Regions from separate parts of the Homo sapiens genome. Here region 2 is linked to region 1. Evidence: chromatin loops called from intact Hi-C (ENCODE). Cell type or tissue: PC-9. All regions are shown on one strand. Links, peaks and the distances in the headings refer to the core of each region. The heading gives the core; the rest is flanking DNA.

Region 1 (5,383 bases), core at 121-5,120:
GATGGCAATTGCAAGTAAAAAAGCATTCTGGAAATCATATCCCCAAAATTTGTTAGTTTGCCCTACCCCCTGGGGAAAAGGCCTCTCCTAAAACTTCACATGGGAGAACCTTGAAAGCGTATCACATCGTAGTGGCACATTAACCGATTTTGTTTCACTTGCTGTAAGAAGCATCTAGAAGTCTCCAGCCTTCTTTGGTTTATGCTGTGTCTGACCTGAGAACCCCCATTAGTATTGCCTGAGTTAGGAGCCAGAACGCGCTGTTCTCTAAACCTTGCTGGCGAAGATAAGTTGTGTGAAGGAATCTGGCCACAGAAGGAATCTTATAAAAGGTACTCTTCCTTTATAAGATTAAAATTGGAAGTATGGAGGTGCAGATTTTTTTTTTCATAATAAACTGTAAAGGAAAAAGAATTAGTCCCACAAAGGGTAAGTTGGTGGGTACAGCAGTAAGAATTGCTGCTCACAACATCTAGCTCAGAGCGGGCCTTCCCCACTCAGAAATAATTATTTTCAAGCCGAGCAGCATCTGCAGAGGTGGCTCGGCAACAGCTGCGTCAGCTTCAGCATGTGTGAAAACTGCTCAAGAATAAACCCTGAAAGTAGGTTTTGGAAATTTAAAAAGGAATTCAAGGATGTTTTGATGTGGAGGGTTTATTAGCAACAGTTTACAAAAATATAGAGCAGTGAAGTTGGGAGTTCATTTCGTTTCTCCAGCGTCCTCCTATTTATCTTGCTGATAGATTTGTCTGCTCGGTTACCATAGAGCTTCTCATTGGTATTCCTCAGCGTGCGGTGCTGCTGCAAATCCCCTCATAATTACACTGAACTGGAGGATCTTTACTTTTTAGGCCTTCCTCATGCTCAGGGACCCTTTTTCCTTGTATGTGGCAGCTCTCATTTTGTACAAAAATGACAGTGATTGTCCTGCACCGAAAAGGTGACCAAGCAGCCGCCTTCACACGGCTGCAATTGCTAATCTGTTGCCTTCCCAAGAAAACAGCACTAGCTGCTGTCCCCACCCCCAGGGACTGGAAACATCATTTTTTTATGATGTCTGCCCTGCATGCCGGCTCTGTCAGCTCTGGGCTCCTGTTCTCAGAGACTGGGGGGTGCTGTACATTTCTCAGAGGGGAATAACCATTTCTTTTCAAGATCATTTTCCCTTGGCATTTTTCCCTGTCCTGACGTTCAGACTTTGCTTCAAAGGTGAGGGGGGTCCCCATGCCCTCCGTGTTTTCTCCAACCCAATGTGGATGTCTGTGGTTGGCTTTTGGGAGAGGTGTTTGTAAGCATTTTTAGTTACTTTTGTAAGTTAATTTGGTATAACTACAGTTGACCCTTGAGCAACAAGGGTTTGAACTGCATGGGTTCACTTACAAGTGGATTTTCTTCCCTCTCTGCCACTCCTGAGACAGCAAGACCAACCCCCCCCTCTACCTCCTCCTCCTCAGCCCACTCAACATGAAGACAATGAGGATGAAGACCTTTGTGATGGTCCATTTCCACTTAATGAATAGTAAATGTATTTTCTCTTCCTTATGATTTCCTTAATAACATTTTTTCTCTAGCTTACTTTATTGTAAGAACACAGTATATAATATAGAGCATACTAACTATGTGTTAATCGACTGTTTATGTTATCAGTAAAGCTTCCAGTGAATAGCAGGCTATATGTGGTTAAGTTTTTTGGGGGACCAAATGTTATATGCAGATTTTTGAGTGTACGGGGGGGTCAATGCCCTTAATGCCTGCATTCTTCAAGGGTCAACTGTTGGCTTTTTATATTACGGCCAATGGAAGTAATTATCTTTGAGTCTGGATTTTGAATGCAAAAAGACGTTGAATTAGTTACATTTGAATCTTATTCATTAATTAATGCAGTGATTTTTGAGGCTTGAATTAATGTATATTATAGACGCAATTACTCTTTTTGGATCTCATAGATGAAATTCATTGAAAGATCCCCCTGGAGTTGGCTTCCCTGTACTTTGCCTCTAGCTTCTCTTATATGGAATCAGCTTCAAGTTCAAATACATTTTGTCTGATAAATTGACTACACATGGAGAGACTAAAGAGAGCAATTAAGTATGACATAAAATAAATGACTCAGTGAAAAGGTATATTCCTTTCAGGTCAGCGTAATTCAAAGTGTGAGAAAACATGATTTAGCTGGCTGAACTGAAAGACAGTTTAAATTACGGGATGGGAAGAATCGCTTTGCATTCTGAGGTTCAGTAATTGGAGTTATGTAACATTTTATTTTGTCTGCTGTGAGATGATTCTGTTGTGAGATGGCTGCAGTTGTTTATGTGGCTGTGGTTTAATTTGACATTGTGAGGGGCTGGTCTGACCTTTATGAGTAATGTGCGGTGCCCTTGGGTGAGATGACGATGGGTGGCTAAAGCCTGTTAAGCTGTGATAAACCAATGTATTATATTCTTTAGAGAGTTAGTTAGGGTGGCAGTGCCCCAGATCAGGGAGTAGGTGCCTCTGTAATTGTCGAAGTGTTTTCCTTCCCTTCGTCACCTCCCCCTTTTTGAATCGTATGCCCACATCTTTGCCATGTGACTCTGTAGATCTTCTATTAGAGAAGGTACTGTTGCCCCATTGGTGTTGGTCATGGTCATGTGACTCTTGCCAGCCAATGGGCTTTGAACAAACATGATACTAGCAGAGGTCTTAGATGGGCTTCCATGGCATCCCTGCAACCCATTGTGAGAACATGTTCTGTATAGCTGCCGTCTAGCAGGGTGTGGAGACATGTGGAGCAGAAATAAAGCCACCCTGAAACCTAAAACTAAGTAGACTGTGACTCATGAGCAAGACGCGTGAATGCCTATTATTGTAAGCCACTGACTTTTGGGCTAGTTTGCTATGCAGTATAATTGTGGAAATAGCTAATATGTGTACATATGTTAAAAATTCCCTGCCCTTGTAAGATTTTCATTTGGATTAATAAGCTCCTTTTACATTTAGATCCTTGTTCTCACCTTACCAGTAAATCAACGTCATTCATAACTTAGTGGTATCTTTTGCCTGCAATGTGGTAATGTCCTTTGCTAGCAAAACTTTCATGACCAGAGGTTGCATGAATATATCCTCTTAAATATTAATAGAATTAGACACCCCTATTTAATCTTTTTTCTTTGGGATTTTACATGTTTTAAAACGTCACGTAGACACGATTGTTTTAAAAAGACTTTGAAAAACTCCCTAAAAGACTTTGTAGTTGCAGGCCAGGCGCGGTGGCTCACGACTGTAATCCCAGCACTTTGGGAGGCCGAGGCGGGCAGATCATGAGGTCAGGAGATCAAGACCATCCTGGCTAACACAGTGAAACCCCGTCTCTACTAAAAAAATACAAAAACAAAATTAGCCGGGTGTGGTGGCGGGCGCCTGTAGTCCCAGCTACTGGGGAGGCTGAGGTGGGAGAATGGTATGAACCTGGGAGGCGGAGCTTGCAGTGAGCAGAGATCACACCACTGCACTCCAGCCTGGGTGACAGAGCGAGACTCCGCCTCAAAAAAAAAAAAAAAAAAAAAAAAAAAAAAGACTTTGTAGTTGCAAATGACTGATTTCATTGTAGTTGGCCTACGGAGAAAGTAAATTTTAGTAGAGGATAGTAAGTAGCTCAGGGAAGGAAGGCAGCTCAAGGCGAGGGTAGGAGAGCTAGGTCTGGAGGCTGAGCAGTCAGGGATAGGGCTCTCAAAGTGCATAGTGACCGTCAGCAAGGACCCTATTAAATCTGCTGATAAGAGGTCACAGCTCCTGTTGCTCTCATGGGTTTCTGGGTCCTAGAACCTCTGCCACTGGGGCCTGTGCCACCCTTGAGCCCAGGAGCCTCTGTCGTCACTCAAAAGAGGAATTCTGCATGGTGCCTGCTTCCCCATGTTCTCTTTGGAATTAAAGACTCTTATGGGTCCATCTAATTCATGCTGCCTAGGTCACATGCCTGTGTCTGAACTGCAAGGGCGGTTGAGAAAGTATCTATAACTTCAACCTGGTGAGAGGCAAGACTTAAAATGTGGAAAATTGATGAAACTTAGGAATGGCATTCAAAAGATGCTAGATAGTCATAAAACATAAAAAATGTTCATATACATCTGTAATATCTATTTTTAAACCAACGTTTAATTACTACTAATTAGCAAAGTAATTTTTAAAAAGTGAAAATGTAATTTATTTCATTACTTTTAAAAACATAAGGATTAGCATTCCTACCAAAAAGATACCTGCATTCATGTTTATCACAGCACCATTCCCAATGGCAAAGACATGGAATCAGCCTAGGTTCGTTTCAGTGGTGGATTGTGTAAAGAAATGTGGTACACATACACCGTGGAATGGTACACAGCCATAAAAAAGAATACAGTCTTGTCCTTTGTAGCAACATGGATGCAGCTGGAGGTCATTATCCTAAGCAAATTAATGTGGGAACAGAAAACCAAACACTGCATGTTCTCATCTGTAAGTGGGAGCTAAATGCTGAGTACATATGGACACAAAGATGGGAATAATAAACACTGGGGATTCCAAAAAGGGGAGGGGGGGAGGGAGGGAGGGAGCAAAGGTTGACAAAGTATTGGGTACTATGTTCACTACCTGGGCAATGAGGTCATTAAAAGCCCAAACCTCTGCATCATGAAACATACCCATGTAACAAACTGCACCGGTACCCCTGAATATAAAAATAGAAAAAAATTAAAAAAATTAAAAACAAAACAAAAAAAGGAAAAATGAGCATTTATATAAACAAATTAAAAATCTCAGTAGAACCTCTGGTTTTATAGGCATACATTTGTCAGCTGGGCACTTTCTTTAAAACAGTCCCAAAAAGCAAATATCAGGGAAAATTTTATCTTTTCCATGAAAATCTAATTGATTTAAATTTTGTTCAAAATTTATGATAATAAATGTGACTAAATTGATTGTCAATTTCACAATATGACAGTGTTTATAACACTGTCATAAAAATTTTCAAACTTTAGAACCACCTATTTATAGATAATTTTTCAACATTTTTTGTCATCAAGCTAATAGCATTTTTTTTTTGAGGGCTTGACAGTTATAAATGTACTGTAAAAAATCTCCTATATACATTCTTCATTAAGTCAGAGAGCCAATTCCCCATTTAGGAAATAGGAATGAAGTCTAGAACATTTCATTTGCTGCAGAGAAAATTGTTAAATGAACCAATGTGGAAATATCTCATACTTCTCTATAGGTTTTGTTTATTAAATTATAGCCCCTGTGTCCCTGTAGAGAAAAGCTGTCAAATGTCAGAGTATGTGTTAGGGATGCTAATTTGTTGTATAGGGCAGAGCTTGATTGATGGACAGCGTGCAAAATAGAGTGCCCAGGTTTGTGGACTGAGTAGTGG
Region 2 (5,383 bases), core at 218-5,217, 100 kb after region 1:
GTAGCCGGGACCACAGGCGCCTGCCACTAAGCCCGGCTAATTTTTTTGTATTTTTTTTTTTTTTTTTTTAGTAGAGACGGGGTTTCACCGTGTTAGTTAGGATGGACTCGATCTCCAGACCTCGTGATCTGCCCGCCTCGGCCTCCCAAAGTGCTGGGATTACAGGCGTGAGCCACCATGCCCGGCCTATTCTGGCTTAATTTATATCTGTATACACATTCACATTTTGCTTCCGAATAGAATTCTATACTTGCTAAGATACTTATTTAATTTTTAGATTTTTTTCCTTTTTCTCTTCTTTTCTTTCTTCCTTTTTTTCCTTCCTTCCTTCTTCTTTTTTATTTTTCTGGACAGAGTCTCACTCTGTTGCCCAGGCTGGAGTTCTGTCATGTGACTGCAGCTCACTGCAGTCTCAATTTCCTGGGCTCAAGTGATTCTCCAGCCTTAGCCTTCCAAGTGGCTAGGACTACAGGTGTGTGCTACCATGCCTGGCTAATTTTCATTTTCTTTTTCGTAGAGATGGAGTCTCACTATGTTGCCCAGGCTGGTCTCAAGCTCTTGGCTTTAAGTGATTCTCCTGCATCGTTCTCCCAGAGTGCTGGGATTACAGGTGTGAGCCACCGGGCTGGCCCTGCTTCGTTTCTGTAGATGAGAGGGATGGTTTCATGGACTTCTCTTCATGGTGCAGCCTAATTGTTACTCTTTGGACTTCTTCCAGCTTTCATATATCCTTAATAACCAATATGTAATAATCAGAACTGTGCAGAGTGGTACAGATGTGGACGGTCTAGATCACGTGTAGAGCAGGATGATGTTTTGCTTAGCTTCTAGCACCCTTTATGATGCTATGAAGAGTTTCTTAGACTTGGGAGCTGCAGAAAGCTGTTAGATCAGCTTGATAATCTGTAGACCATCAGAGCCATTTCATTCCTAATTTCTGACCTGTAGCTGATAGCTTAGGACCCATCATCTTTAAATAATAGTTTGAATTATTTTAACCACACTAGGGCTAGATCTAATCTGTAGTTTTCTGCCCTCTTGCCTGGCCCTTTGAGAACTTCTGAAGTTCATCTCAGTTTGCCGTTTCCCTTACTGAGACAGCTTGGAGTCAGCAGACCTGTAGACACTGCTATATCATCCCCTTGTCAGACAATTTTATAGAAATGTTAAGCAAGATTGGCCTAGAGATCAGCCCTAGGAAGCCTGCACTGCTTAGAATTCTCCATAGAGAGAAATGTCCGTTTTTCAGGTCAAGTGGCTTCACTTTGGGCATCAGTATAAGGCATTTTTCTTTCTTTCTCTTTCTCCCCCCACCTAGTTTCTGCTTTGCACTTGCTCTACCCACATTATGGGGTTCCTCTTTGCACAACTCACTTCCCAGTCTTGAAGAACAGCTGGTCTTCTGAGGCAGCCTCTTTTATTTTTCTGTTAATCACATAATACTATTATTTTCTCAGATATATTTTCACAGATATTCTCTCTGTCATATTTATTCCTGTTAGTCTAACCTAACATTATCTAATCAATCCCTTGAATAAGTTAAACCTATCCTCTCTATTGAGCATTCAGAATCCTGGATCTAGTAGTCTTCTGATGGGGAGTCATAAAAAAGATTGGGCAAAAGGGAATCTTTTGTATGTTTCTTGTAGATTAGGCAGAAAGAGCCTTCTGCAGAGCAGGTGGACCACATCTGCATGCAGCCTCTCAGTGTTTAGTTCAAGGCTGTTTAGGGTGTTCATCTGCATGGCAGCAGGAAGAATATTTTCCAGGCAAATGAACGTTGTTGTGGGTAAATCCTTTCAATGCCAAAAACATTAAATTCTGTGGTTACTCCTCCAGAGAAAGCTTAGATGGTATCAGAAAACCTGGGAGAGTGATCTTAGCTATGTCCAGCCCAGTTAAATAATGATGGAGCCATTGTTTTTCCTTCCAGGGTGTATTGAATTTAACTTGTATGATTTCACTTGTGAAGAGCCTTTCCAGATACTTTCAGTTAAGAATTCTTGTGAAAGGAAAGATCCGCAAACATCTCCATGTCTGTCATCCGATTTCAGCCTTTAGCTAATCTCATACTCATTCAAACAAACTTGGCCAGGAGGAGGAAGCGACCCTGCACTAAATTCATCCTAATTGTAATGGAGACGTGGGATTTGTGGGTGAGGGCAAAAGAGAAGGTCAATGTTTGGGACATCTTAATGATCATAAAGTCATCAATTTTGCCCTTTTTGTCTTTTGGTGTTGGGTTGTGTATTCGGTAGGAGTGCAGATGACTGTAAAAACAGGAAAACTCTAACACAATGGCTTAACAAGTAGGTTTTTGTTTCCCCAGCCTCCACATATAAAGCCCGGAGGTAGGTAGTTCAGGCTGGGTACTATGGGTGTTATCAGTCTCCCAGGCTCCTTTCCTTCTATTCTGTCGTCATTAGTATGGTGGCTTATTCCTTGGTAATGACATCATTGCTGCTGCCTTCCCTTTGATTGAGAAAGAAAAATGTGGAAGACAGAATGTCACAGGGTTGTGCAGCATCTCTCCCTTTGTACCAGAAACACTAGAAGCACTTCTGGGAAGATTTCCACTAAAGTCACAGAGAGTGTGGCTCCCCAGGCCAAACACTGGATGGCATGACCATGCCTGGTTTAGATCAGCTTGTCCTCTGGGGCTGGGCAGGAGCCTGGCTGCTCTCATTAATCCATCTGGGCTCTTTTAATAGGAGATAATGGGAGTGGCCAGTCTATCCAATAGATGGTGTCAACCCGAAATTGTAAGATGTAGACATGGCTGTAATAAAATATAGCAATCTATTCAGTGATTTTTATTTTACCTAAGATTTGTTTCATTGACCAATATAGTTCCCTTTCAATGATCATTTCCTGTTATCTTGGTGTAGGAAGGCTACTAATATGTATCTAATATTTATATAAATATTCCTTATGTATTTAAAAATCTAACATTCTTTGCTTATTGTCATTCATATTGCACAATTCACTTGAAATCACACATGATTGTGTGTGACTTCTAACAAATTGTACAATTTCTCTTGAATTGTACAATTGTAAAGGATCTTAAATTTTAAATACACCTTCATTTAAAATATACAAATATGTGTATCTTTTTAATAAAGACCCAAGAAAAAAAAATAGAGTCTACAATTAAGACTGAGCTATTTGTCTGCCTAACAGAAGAAGTAAATACCTCACCCTTATCCAGTCCTCCTGTCCTGAACGTTCTGCATGTGTCAGACTTTATCAGGAGGCTGTAGCCACAAGCACATACCACTGCAGTGAAGAATGTGAATGTGATGGGGAATAGATGGTGGCAAAAGATAAAAATAATGAGTCAAACTTAAGCCTAATGATAGGCTATTTTCTCTCACACTTAATTATATAACGGAGATACTTTTTTCTCCATATGATCAAAATAGCCTACTATTTATCATACTGCCATTAACAGTTTAATTACTAGTGGCTGAGGAGGGTGATTTGCAGGAACCTAAAATTATGGCTAATCTCTGAGAAGAAAAAAAAGTAATTTAGTGCTCAGATAAGATAAATATGTTCTCGTGTTGATTTCATGAATAAAGCAAATGTTTAATGTGGTAGGCATCTGATATCCAAGAGTCACAGCAGTGAAATATGGGATTTTGAAATAACTTCACTTAATCTGTATCTAGTTCTACCACAGGTTAAGTAATGCCCGTCAAATCAGGCTTGCATATGGGAAAATCTCCATGTACCATTAGTGTATAACATCAATATTATTCACATCCTCTAAGAACCAGGTAGTATATACAATTCAGCTCCACTTTTGGGTTATAATTAGGGAGAACATATAATTTATCATCTGAAACAGGAACACTTTTTCAGTTTAAGTATTTATGGTCTTGGGAGGATAAACACGAGCATATTACAGAGTGATACAACTTTTAGCAAATTACCTGCATCTTCTCAATGAGTCATAGTTTTGCCTTCCCAGTTTCCAGATTGTGCAGCAATTAGTGTGACAGTGTGATTATACTTTAGGTCCTTCTCCACATTTCCTGACTTCTTTTGGGCTCAAATATCCACCCGGGTCTTCCCCCGGCATAACAATTCTGGCCTATCCCCAAAGGGGAAGAGAGTGAGTCATTTGACTTGTGAGTTGCAGAGAAGAGATGAGCAGGTTTAGCTAAGCCTCACTGGGCTTTGTCTTGCTGATCTCCAGCAAGAAGGCCTTCTGGAATGATCTCCACCACATAGCAAGCTTTCTGGGCAGGTTCAGTTCTTCTCTGCGCTCAGGAGGAGGATTGGGAAGCCTATGGGTGCTCATAAATTGGGAGGAATTAGTAACAGGAAGCCCACGTTGGCCACAATTTAAGCCTCTTCCTCTAATCAAGCATGTCTAGGTAATAACGGTAATAGTGATCCCCATTTAATTTCGCCTCTACTTCTTAATTGGTCACATCTGTCATGCTGACTACTTATTTTCTACCTTGAGGTAGGCAGCTGTGTTTCTGTTTGGCCAAAGGCTTATGTGTCAAGGCTTAAAAGCAACAAAACACCAGGACACTTGTAGGAGCGAGATGGCACATGCTTGCTAATTGCACTGGGCTGGCTGGGTAAACAGGACCCATCACCCGTAGCCAGCACGCCTGGTGTTGATGCTTAACTGGACCCTCGCTTATCTAAAGAATGGTCTTTCCTCACTATGCCTCATCATCTTTGCAATCCTGTGCTGGATAGCCGTTTATTTAACTTGGCTTGTTTTGAGGTCCCTTTCACACTTGAGTATTTACTTCAGTAAATGGACTTTATCAACCTAATTATCATTCAAAAAAGGCCATTAGAATTGTTTTTCTTTTTCTCTTCTTATGTAAATCATTCTCTTTTTTAGATCCGTTATAAAGAAGAGTTTAAAAAGTCCAAGGATAAGTGTACATTTGTGACTGACAGTCCTATGCTAAACCATGTAAAAAATATCGGTGCTTTTATTTCTGAGGTAAGGTATCAAAAGCTTGCAAACTGGCTTGCATTTATCTTTTTCTTATTATATAGATGAAAGTCTGTGCATTAAAGAGATGAAGAATAATATTTTCAAAAGCACTACTGAATGTTAGTAATAGCTACATAATTATCTAATGTGATGCGCTGTCATTTAACTCATATAGATTGACAGATTTTACTATGTATGCTTCATACATTTTATTATATATGTCTATATTTTGACTCTAAATCTTTCTTATTTATATACGATTCCTCTTGAAAAGGCATCTTTTTATTAAATAAGTAAAAGCACTGGCACAATAGTTCACTTTAGAAGTTCCATTATTTTGTTTCCTAATAGATATATCAGAGATAAATGATTGAATATCATTTTGGAAATAAATAAGATTTACCAGTTTTCTAA

Evidence for each region. Peaks named below come from ENCODE experiments on the same cell type or tissue, not always from the same donor. Only the 100,000 strongest peaks of a DNase experiment are listed, where the experiment ranks them.
Region 2: it touches region 1 in a loop (2.6-fold over the local background); 5 of 110 quality-filtered maps call a loop at or near these places.

What each region holds. Positions count from the first base shown.
Region 1 is chr10:20,990,937-20,996,319 of GRCh38, reverse strand. It overlaps a transcript of NEBL not described here. Among named protein-coding and RNA genes, the nearest start is that of NEBL, 96 kb to the right of the region's middle. In PC-9, for the core only: no CTCF peak of the experiment used is centred there; a DNase peak (open chromatin) is centred at 2,849; H3K4me3 peaks cover 1,403 bases; H3K27ac peaks cover 1,676 bases.
Region 2 is chr10:20,889,437-20,894,819 of GRCh38, reverse strand. NEBL (nebulette) reads left to right here. Exons shown (of 28, transcript NM_006393.3): 3 at 4,871-4,975. Among named protein-coding and RNA genes, the nearest start is that of NEBL, 5.2 kb to the left of the region's middle. In PC-9, for the core only: no CTCF peak of the experiment used is centred there; a DNase peak (open chromatin) is centred at 3,249.